2 separate regions of the Homo sapiens genome follow, and region 1 is linked to region 2. A link is a contact called in ENCODE Hi-C or POLR2A ChIA-PET data. All regions are on one chromosome and are shown on one strand. The core of a region is the stretch at or near the end of the contact, and the rest is flanking DNA. Distances in the headings are between cores, read along the strand shown.

What was found. Hi-C counts contacts between places; a loop is a spot of excess contacts on that map. ChIA-PET counts read pairs that join two places held with the same protein, here RNA polymerase II (POLR2A). Pooled maps may share reads with other maps.
Region 1: a loop to region 2 is called in a pooled map, with 2.3 times the contacts of the local background. The contact joins the enhancer-like site here to the promoter of KDELR1 in region 2. A Hi-C loop is called at or near these places in 1 of 37 single-sample maps with no recorded cell type and 9 of 50 pooled maps. POLR2A ChIA-PET finds 5 or more read pairs at or near these places in 1 of 52 experiments (activated B cell).

The regions. Positions count from the first base shown.
Region 1 is chr19:48,184,699-48,188,924 of GRCh38, forward strand. The region is part of intron 3 of ZSWIM9 (zinc finger SWIM-type containing 9); the gene reads left to right. Among named protein-coding and RNA genes, the nearest start is that of ZSWIM9, 16 kb to the left of the region's middle. RefSeq lists an enhancer at 2,045-2,104 and a silencer at 3,698-3,930. Within about 2 kb of position 1,498, at least 2 of the 41 ENCODE cell types and tissues checked have a DNase peak (open chromatin) inside an H3K27ac peak, as active enhancers do.
Region 2 is chr19:48,390,283-48,394,884 of GRCh38, forward strand. It overlaps KDELR1 (KDEL endoplasmic reticulum protein retention receptor 1), which reads right to left and starts at 1,269. Exons shown (of 5, transcript NM_006801.3): 1 at 986-1,269; 2 at 142-242. The coding sequence starts at 1,076. It overlaps GRIN2D (glutamate ionotropic receptor NMDA type subunit 2D), which reads left to right and starts at 3,386. Exons shown (of 14, transcript NM_000836.4): 1 at 3,386-3,586; 2 at 4,376-4,602. RefSeq lists an enhancer at 96-235 and a silencer at 1,106-1,425.

The DNA.
Region 1 (4,226 bases), core at 248-2,747, 210 kb before region 2:
TTCATCTCACCTGAGCCCTATGAGGAAATAGTCCACCATTCTCATCCCCATTTTACAGACAAGGAAACTGAAGCACAGAGAAGTCAAGTAACTGGCTCAAAGTCACACAGCTATTTAGTGACAGAGCTGGGCTTCGGACCCACACAGCCTGGATCCAGACCCATGACCTTCACCATGGGGACAAACACACATGCACTTCCTACTCCACTGGTCTTTGCTGATCTAGTAACTCTCCTCCACTACCCACCATGACATAAATAAGCCTCAGCTGTTCTTCCCTGAACCCACCCTCTGCAGGATTGTCCCTGTGCAGAACAGCTCATTCATAGATCAGAGCCTTCCCTGGAAGGGGAGTTGTCTTTTCATTTTGAAGGCTGTCTTGGAATCTCGGCTAAACCACGGTTGGCTCCTGCGTCTGTGTTTTGACCTGCTTTCATACTTTTTTTTTTTTTTTTTTTGAGACGGAGTTTCGCTCTTGTCACCCAGGCTGGAGTGCAATGGCGGAATCTTGGCTCACCGCAACCTCCGCCTCCCGGGTTCAAACGATTCTCCTGCCTCAGCCTCCTGAGTAGCTGGGATTACAGGCATGCGCCACCATGCTAATTTTTGTGTTTTTAGAAGAGACGGGGTTTCTCCATGTTGGTCAGGCTGGTCTTGAACTCCTGACCTCAGGTGATCCCCCCGCCTTGGCCTCCCAAAGTGCTGGGATTACAGGCATGAGCCACCGTGCCCAGCCCCTTAATGCTCTTGAAAGAAAGGAGGAAGAAGTTCTAGGACAGGAGAGACAGATTAGTGAAGCAACATTTAAATATTTACTTTTTGAATATGTCATACATTCACATGGTTCTAAAAAAGGTATGTGGTGAAAAGTCTTATCACATCCTGTCCCCCAGGTCCCCTCCCCTGCAGAGTTATTAGCAGCTTATAAATCATATCTCGCTTTCTATCCTATGGACCAGCACTGCCCGGTGGAACTTTCTACAATGATAGAAATGTTCCTTATCCAGGCTAGGCATGGTTACTCACACCTGTAATCCCAGCACTTTGGGACTCTGAGGCAGATGGATCACCTGATGGCAGGAGTTCGAGACCAGCATGGCCAACATGGCAAAACCTGATCTCTACTAAAAATTCAAAATTAGCCAGGCATGGTGGCAGGTGCCTGTAATCTCAGCTACTCGGGAGGCTGAGGCACAAGAATCGCTTGAACCCAGGAGGCAGAGGTTGCAGTGAGCTGAGATTATGCCACTGTACTCTGGCCTAGGTAACAGAGTGACACTCTTGTCTAAAAAAATAAAAAGAAAGAAAATGGTTCTTATCTGTACTGTCCAATCCAGAGGCCACTGGCCACACATGGCTACAGAATGCTTAATGAGGCCAGTATGACTGAGGAACTGAATTTGTCATTTAATTTATCGAAATGTAAACAACCTAATGTAGCTAGTGGCTTCTGGATTGGACAGCGCAGCTCTGCACATATACAGGTCAATTTGCATGTCTGTATGTTTAACTTTAATTTTTAACTTTATTTCCTCTTTCTGCCCCGCCACCCCCCACCCCCAGCAAGCAGGGCAGCCTAGTGTACACGCTGTTTTTGTTTGTTTGTTTGTTTGTTCTTTGAGACAGGGTTTCACTCCTGTCACCCAGGCTGGAGTGCAGTGGCACGCTGTTGGCTCACTATAACCTCCACCTCCTGGGCTCAAGTGATTCTCCTGCCTCAGCCTCCTGAGTAACTGGGACTATAGGCATGCACCACCATGCCTGGCTAATTTTTGTATTTTTAGTAGAGACGAGGTTTCACCATGTTGGCCAAGCTGGTCTCAAACTCCTGACCTCAAGTGATCCACTCACCTTGGCCTCCTGAAGTGCTGGGATTACAGGTCGGGGCCACCACACCCGGCCTGTACATGCTGTTTTGCATCTTGCTTTATACGTTGGGGAGTGCCAGATGTCACCATCTTTCGTTCTTCCTCTGGGGCTGGTCAAATCCCCCTGAGAAAACTCCTCTGGCCTCCTGGCGGGGGGTGAAGGCCAGGCTGCCAGGGCCAGGCTGCCAGCTTCTGGGAGCTGCAGGGGCAGAGGCAGGGAGCTGTCAGGCATTCAGCCAGCAAGACGCACTCAGTACCCACTTGGGGTTCAGAATCCCCCTCCCTCATCTTCAGATGGGCCAGATGTCCCCAAAGCCAGCGGCCCCTTTCTGTTTCACCCTGTCTACAGAATAAACCCCCAGTCACTGGGGGTGGGGGAAGAGTAAGGGGAGAGGGGAAACGAGATTTGGAGGTCTAGCTGCTGCTGAAACAGCCCTCAGTTCGTCTTTATTTTGCCTTCTGCAAAACTGGCCTGGTGTTGCCAGCTCCTTTTGAGGACTTTGCTACCGGTTCTCAGCATCCCTCAATTGCTGGCTTAGGATTCATGGGTTTTTAGGGGTGGGGTGGGATTAGCATGTCCAGCTGCTTTCCAGTTTCCAAAGTTCTGTCCCTATCATATTGCCTCTGATTTAAAAAAAAAAAAAAGCCATTTTAAAAAAAAGATGTAATTGAGGTTCAAGAGAGAGTGAAACTAGAGAGGTGTTCAATCCATCACTTTTACACAGAAATTTCACCTTTTTTTCACTTATAAAATCTAATGAAAGAGTTCTATATTATTATGTTAATAATACAGTAGTAATATAACAGTATAATGTAATAATTAATATATTATATTAATTATATATTATAATTATATATTATATTATATTATATATATTATATATTATATATTAATTATATATATTATATATATTATATATTATATTATAATATATTATATTATATTATATATATTATATATTATATTATTATTATATTATATTATATATATTATATATAATATTATATATATTATATATTATATAATATAATATTATATATTATATTAATATTATAATATGTAACGCATAACATGTAATATTGATAATATAATAGGTGCGATGGCTCACACCTGTAATCTCAGCACTTTGGGAGGCCGAAGCGAGAGGATCACTTGAGCCCAGGAGTTCAAGACCAGCCTGGCCAACATAACGAGCACCTGTCTCTACAAAAAATTAAAAAAAAAAAAATTAGGCATGGTGGCATGCATCTGTAGTCCCAGCTACTCAAGAGGCTGAGGCACGAGGGTTGCTTGAGCCCAGGAGCTTCAGGCTGCAGTAAGCTATGATCACACCACTGTACTCCAGCCTTGACAACAGAGTGAGACCCTTTAAATAGATAGATAGATAGATAGATAGATAGATAGATAGATAGATAGATAGACAGACAGACAGCAAGCTTTAAATTTTCATCCCAAGCCTAGGTCAAGCAACAATCAGTCTTTCCACTTCCCAGCAGTCTTCCAAAGGAAGGATTATTTGTAAAAAGTGCCTGCACTTCCTGAGTTGGGTTGCTCTCTTGATCTTTGGAGGGGATCAGACAAGAAGGATGCGCCCAAAGCCACAAGGCATGATTTAAGGGCAAGACTGGGGGGCGACTTCACCCAGGGAGGTGTTAATACCTTTTTTTTTTTTTGAGATGGAGTCTCGCTCTGTCTCCCAGGCTGGAGTGCAGTGGCGCAATCTTGGCTCAGCACGACCTCCATCTCCCAGGTTCAGGTGATTCTTGTGCCTCAGCCTCTTGAGTAGCTGGGACTACAGGCGTGCGCCACCAGGCCTGGCTAATTTTGTGTGTGTGTGTTTTAGTAGAGATGGGGTTTCATCATGTTGGCCAGAATGGTCTCGATCTCCTGGCCTGGTGATCTGCCTGCCTCGGCCTCCCAAAGTGCTGGGATTACAGGCGTGAGCCACCGCACCCAACCTTTAACACCTTTTATCACCTGCCCTGCCTGATGATGATGGGCTTTGGGGTCCAGTCACATCTCCATTCCCTCACTTGTGGCAGGCACCAGGGTAACCAGCAAGCAAGCCCTGAAAAGAGAGACCTTGCCCGGAAACGTTGCAGCGTTCTCTTACGTGTATGCTTTGCCTTCTGAGAATGGCGAGCATTGATGCAAGTGTATCCCTTTTAAGAATACTCAATGGGGCCAGGCGTGATGGCTCACACCTGTAAGCCCAGCACTTTGGGAGGCTGAGGCGGGTGGATCACGAGGTCAGGAGATCGAGACCAGCCTGGCTAACATGGTGAAACCCCGTCTCTACTAAAAATACAAAAAATTAGCCAGGTGTGGTGGCAGGCGCCTGTAGTCCCAGCTACTTG
Region 2 (4,602 bases), core at 19-2,518:
GAGTCCAGGCCCCCGGCCCCTCCTCCCTCAGACCCAGGAGTCCAGGCCCCCAGCCCCTCCTCCCTCAGACCTAGGAGTCTGGGACCCACACCCGGCTCCTCTGCCTCAGTGGGGGCCAGAGAGGTGGGGTGGAGCCTCTACCTTCATACACGTGTTGTAGAGTGAGATGTAGTTGGTGAAGAGGTCCAGATATCGGGCAGTGAACACCACAGCAAACAGGACCTGGCTCTTCCCTGAAATTCCTGTGGTCCAGAGACAGAGAAAGAGAGAGAGAGAGAGACAGAGAGAGAGAGAGAGACAGACAGACAGACAGACAGACAGAAGGAGAGAGGAAGCTGGGGGTGGGCTGCATGGGCAATAAACTAAGGCAGGGCGCCCGGGACCAGCCTGGAGGCAGCTCTGGAGTGCAGCTGTCCCCGGAGGCCTCCCCAGCCCGCCCCGCCTGAGCAGGGCCCTTTCCCACGGACCACAGCCAGGGGGCAGCCCAGGCCCCCGAAGCTACTCCAGCCCGAGGCTCCGTCCCAGACTAGGCCTCATGGCTACCCCTGGCCCCTCAGGGTCCTCCCGCAGTCTGGACCTGAGGTGAGGCCTAGGGAGGACCTTCCCTGACCTCAGGCCCCGGATCCGGTCACCTCCCTCCCGTTCCCTTCCTGGCCGCCACGGTCCACGTCACCAACTCACAGCCACCTCCCCGCCTGCCATGGTTCCCTGTTCCCGGTCCATGAACCCTCGGGCTGCCCAGATTGGGGCTGGGGGTGGCTGAATTGGGGGCCTAAAGCCATTCACATGAAACTGTATGCACCCCCGCCAGTCTGGGGAAGGGAGCTGATCCCCTGGAGACCCAGAACCTAGAAGAGAGATCCCCAGCAAGCAGTGGGGGTGGAACCTGTGCCCCTAGTGCCCCCAAACCCTTCCTGAGTCCTGCGACGTCCCCCAACCCCCGCCCGCAATCTCTCTCCTTCGCCAGCCCTGGTGGGCCTCTCACCGGCGCACGAGCGGGACTTCCAGATTTTGAGCAGTAGCAAGATGATGGCGAGGAGGTGGGAGAGGTCTCCCAGGAATCGGAAGAGATTCATGGCTGGGGAACCCTGGCAGGGCTGAGCGGGAGGGAGGCAGGCTGGCGGGGGGGTGCCCCCCGAGGCTGCTGGTCTGAACGGGTAGCTGGGCTGGGGGGACGGAAGAGGGACCCTAGGTGCGCTCCGCTCCGGGGAGGGGACTTTGGGAGGGGGAGCAAAGGCTGGAGCTGGCGGCGGAGCTGGAGCCGGGAAGAGGGAGGAGAGCGAGAGGGGGAGGAGTCCGGGAGGAGAGGCTCCGCCCCCGAGGGCGGGGCCTGGATCCCCGGCGCCCCCTATCGCCCACCTCCTGCTTTGCCGTGGCGGCGCTAAACGCACCCCCAAAGCTGCCCCATAGGAACTTGGGAGGGTCGCAGGGTTCGGAAAGTGCCAAATCCAGCACCGGTTCGCCCAGGCAGTCTGTGTCTCTGGAAGAGACGCAGTCCAGTACACCAGCCTCAGCCCTTGCAGGGATGTAGAGACTGCCCTCTGAGCTTGAAAAATCCTGCAGGGACCCGGAGGCTCAGCTGCTAGCTTTTGCAGCTTTCAGGCACTCTAACTCCAATCCCCCAGAAGACAAGAAAGATACCCCACCTACTTCCTCCCCTAGACCCAGGACTCAAGGCCCCAGCCCGTTCGTCAAACCCAGAAGTCTGGGTCCCCAGCCCCTCCTCCCTCAGACCCAGGAGTCCAGACCCCCAGCCTCTCCTCCCTCAGACCCAGAAGTCCAGACCCCCAGCCCCTCCTCCCTCAGATCCAGGAGTCCAGGCCCAGCTCCTCCTCGCTCAGACCCAGGAGTCCAGGCCCCCAGCCTCCTCCCTCAGACCCAGGAGTCCAGGCCCCCAGCCTCCTCCCTCAGACCCAGGACTCCAGGCCCCCAGACCCTCCTCCCCCAGATCCAGGAGTCCAGGCCCCCAGCCCTTCCTCCCTCAGACCCAGGAGTCCAGACCCCCAGCACCTCCTCCCTCAGACCCAGGAGTCCAGATCCCCAGCCCCTCCTCCCTCAGACCCAGGGGTCCAGGGCCCCAGCCCCTCCTCCCTCAGACCCAGGGGTCCAGGGCCCCAGCCCCTCCTCCCTCAGACCCAGGGGTCCAGGGCCCCAGCCCCTCCTCCCTCAGACCCAGGAGTTCAGGGCCCCAGCCCTTTTCCCTCCTAGGACGCTGTTCCTTGGAACTTAGGGTCCCACCCCCACCATCTTATGGATCAAACATCCTAACCTTAAGAATCTAGATCTACAGTTTCTCCCTTTACGACCCACAGATTTAGGCCCTGATTCTCTTCTTTTTCAGGAATGTGCACCTCACCCTGTTCTCCCAGACCTTGAGGATGAAGGAAACAGGAGCCTCACCCAGGAGGCTCAAGGCCAAAACTCTGACCCAAACTACCTCAGGAGCCCCTGGCCCTGGCTTCCCCCCTGCTCCAGAGTTTCTGCCCTGCCCACACACACACACCCTCTTCCACCCTCAGAGGCCCCGGTGTCCTGCCCCACGCTCTACCCCAGAGCCCCACGGGTGGCTTTATAAAAGTGCCGGGCCCAGCCCTCTAGCAGGAGGGGAATGCTGGGCATCTGGGTGTGGGACCCCCGGGGAACAGCCTGTGGTCTGGACTCCTGCATCTATGAGGGGACAGACGTGGCTTCCCTTCCGGATGATGGGGTACCCACAGATGATGGAGGCCAGGGTCCCTCAATAAAAGAAGGGGTGCAGGCGTGTTGATTTCTTCAGAGGGCTGGAAGGACGGGGTGCCCAAGGGTGACATCCACGAGTCTTGGGTCCCTGAGGGTGGCTTGTACGGGGGAGAGTCGGGATGACTGAGTCCTTAAAAGAGACTCCGACTTGGAGGCGGTCCCCAAATTCCTGGGTCCCAGTAGAGAAGGGGACTCCTGGGTCTGAGGGAGGAGGGGCTGGGGGGTGGGACTCCTGGGACCAGGGTCGAGACCTGGTTTTCAGGCCTGGCCTTCTGGGGCAATAAAAGCCACAGCTTGGGTCTTAGTGTGGCGAACACTGAAGTCAGGGAAAGGCCTCCTGTTTCCAGAGCCTCAAGGCAGGGCGGGGGCAGAGGGCAGCAACCCCCAGCCCTGGAGTCTAGCTCTGAAGCTGGTGTCTCCATACCGGGTTCTGAGTCCCTGCCTGCCTGTCCCCAGCCTGACTTCTTCCTCCCTTTTTATTTTCAGCCCCTCACTCCCTTGTCCCAGGAGGAAGGCAGAGGCTGGTAGCTAGGGGTGGGGGGCGGCCCCCTCCCCAAGCCTGGCAGGAGAAGGGGTCCCCAGGGAGGCCAGGAGGGGGGGCTGTGGGTCTCCCGGCAGTGGCAGACGGGGACTGAATGTTAATCGCATCCCGAGTGAGTGTGTGTGTGCGAGAACACAGCGAGTGTGTGAGTCCCTCCCGCTCCAGCTCCTCCAAGCCGCGGCCGCCGCCGCCACCCTCGCCCGCAGCCTCCCGCAGCCTCCCTCGGCCACCGGTGCCTGCTGGGGGTGTTGCCTGGGTAGGTCGGCCCGGCCCCCAGGGGTCTCTCGAGCGTCTGCCATCTGCCCGGTGAGGATCTGTGTGTCCGGGTGTCTGGGGCTGGCTGGTGGAGGGGGGGTGTGTCTGTAAGCGCTGCGGCGGCGGAGGGAGGGAGGGGTCTGTCTGTCTGTACCGACCCTGAGCTGCCTGCCTGGGTGTCGTGGGGCTCCCGCTCCTTCCCCCCGGCCCCCCCAAACCCAGATGGATGGTGTGTACCTGGGTTCTGTGCCTCCTGCCTGCGTCCGGCCAGGCGTCTGGGCGTCCCCGGCTGCCTGTGTCCTCCTGTCTGTCCAAACAGCCCCTATCAGCAGTGGCAGCCTGGCCCCCATTAGACCCCCCACTCTGTGTGTGTGTGTCTGTGTGTGTGTCCCTCCTCAAGCTCTGGGGGTGTTGAGGGGGAATCCCAGGGAAGTGAGATCGTGCGTGTGTGCGTGAGTGTATGTGTGTTTCTGCCTGTGTTTGAGAGTGGGGGAGTCAAGGGGGGGTCTAGAGGTGGCCAAGCGAGGAAGGGGCAAGCAGTTCCCCAAGCAGGCAATCTCCCGCTCCTCACACGCACACACCAGCCACTAGCTTCAGAGGTGACCCAGACAGACAGATAGACACAGACGCTGGAAGGGGGGGTGGGGGGGCTGAGGGCACAAAGCGGGGGTGCGAGTGAGCCAGGGAGAGGCGGGACTGGACACATGGAAAGGGGGGAGGAGCCGGGGCTGAAGCGGCAGAGGGGGGCACCCCGGGTGGGCGGAGGGGGGATCCCCACGGGGTCGGGGCGGCAAGAGGACACCCCGACAGCCTCTGCAATGTCCGGGGCCCAACTTCCAGAGCAACATGTGTAGCCACGTCCTCGCCTAGTCCAGGTGGCCGCAACCTTGGGGGAGAGACAGGGCAGGACAGGACCAAGGAAGAGGAAGGAGAGACGGAGCCAGGGACAGACAGGAGGTCCGGGCTGCCGCTGCTGCCGCCACCACCACTGCCGCCGCCCCGGGGCCTGCCCCCCGACATCGGCTCTCTGAGCCCTCCTCGGAATCTTGGGGTCGCTGGACGCCGGG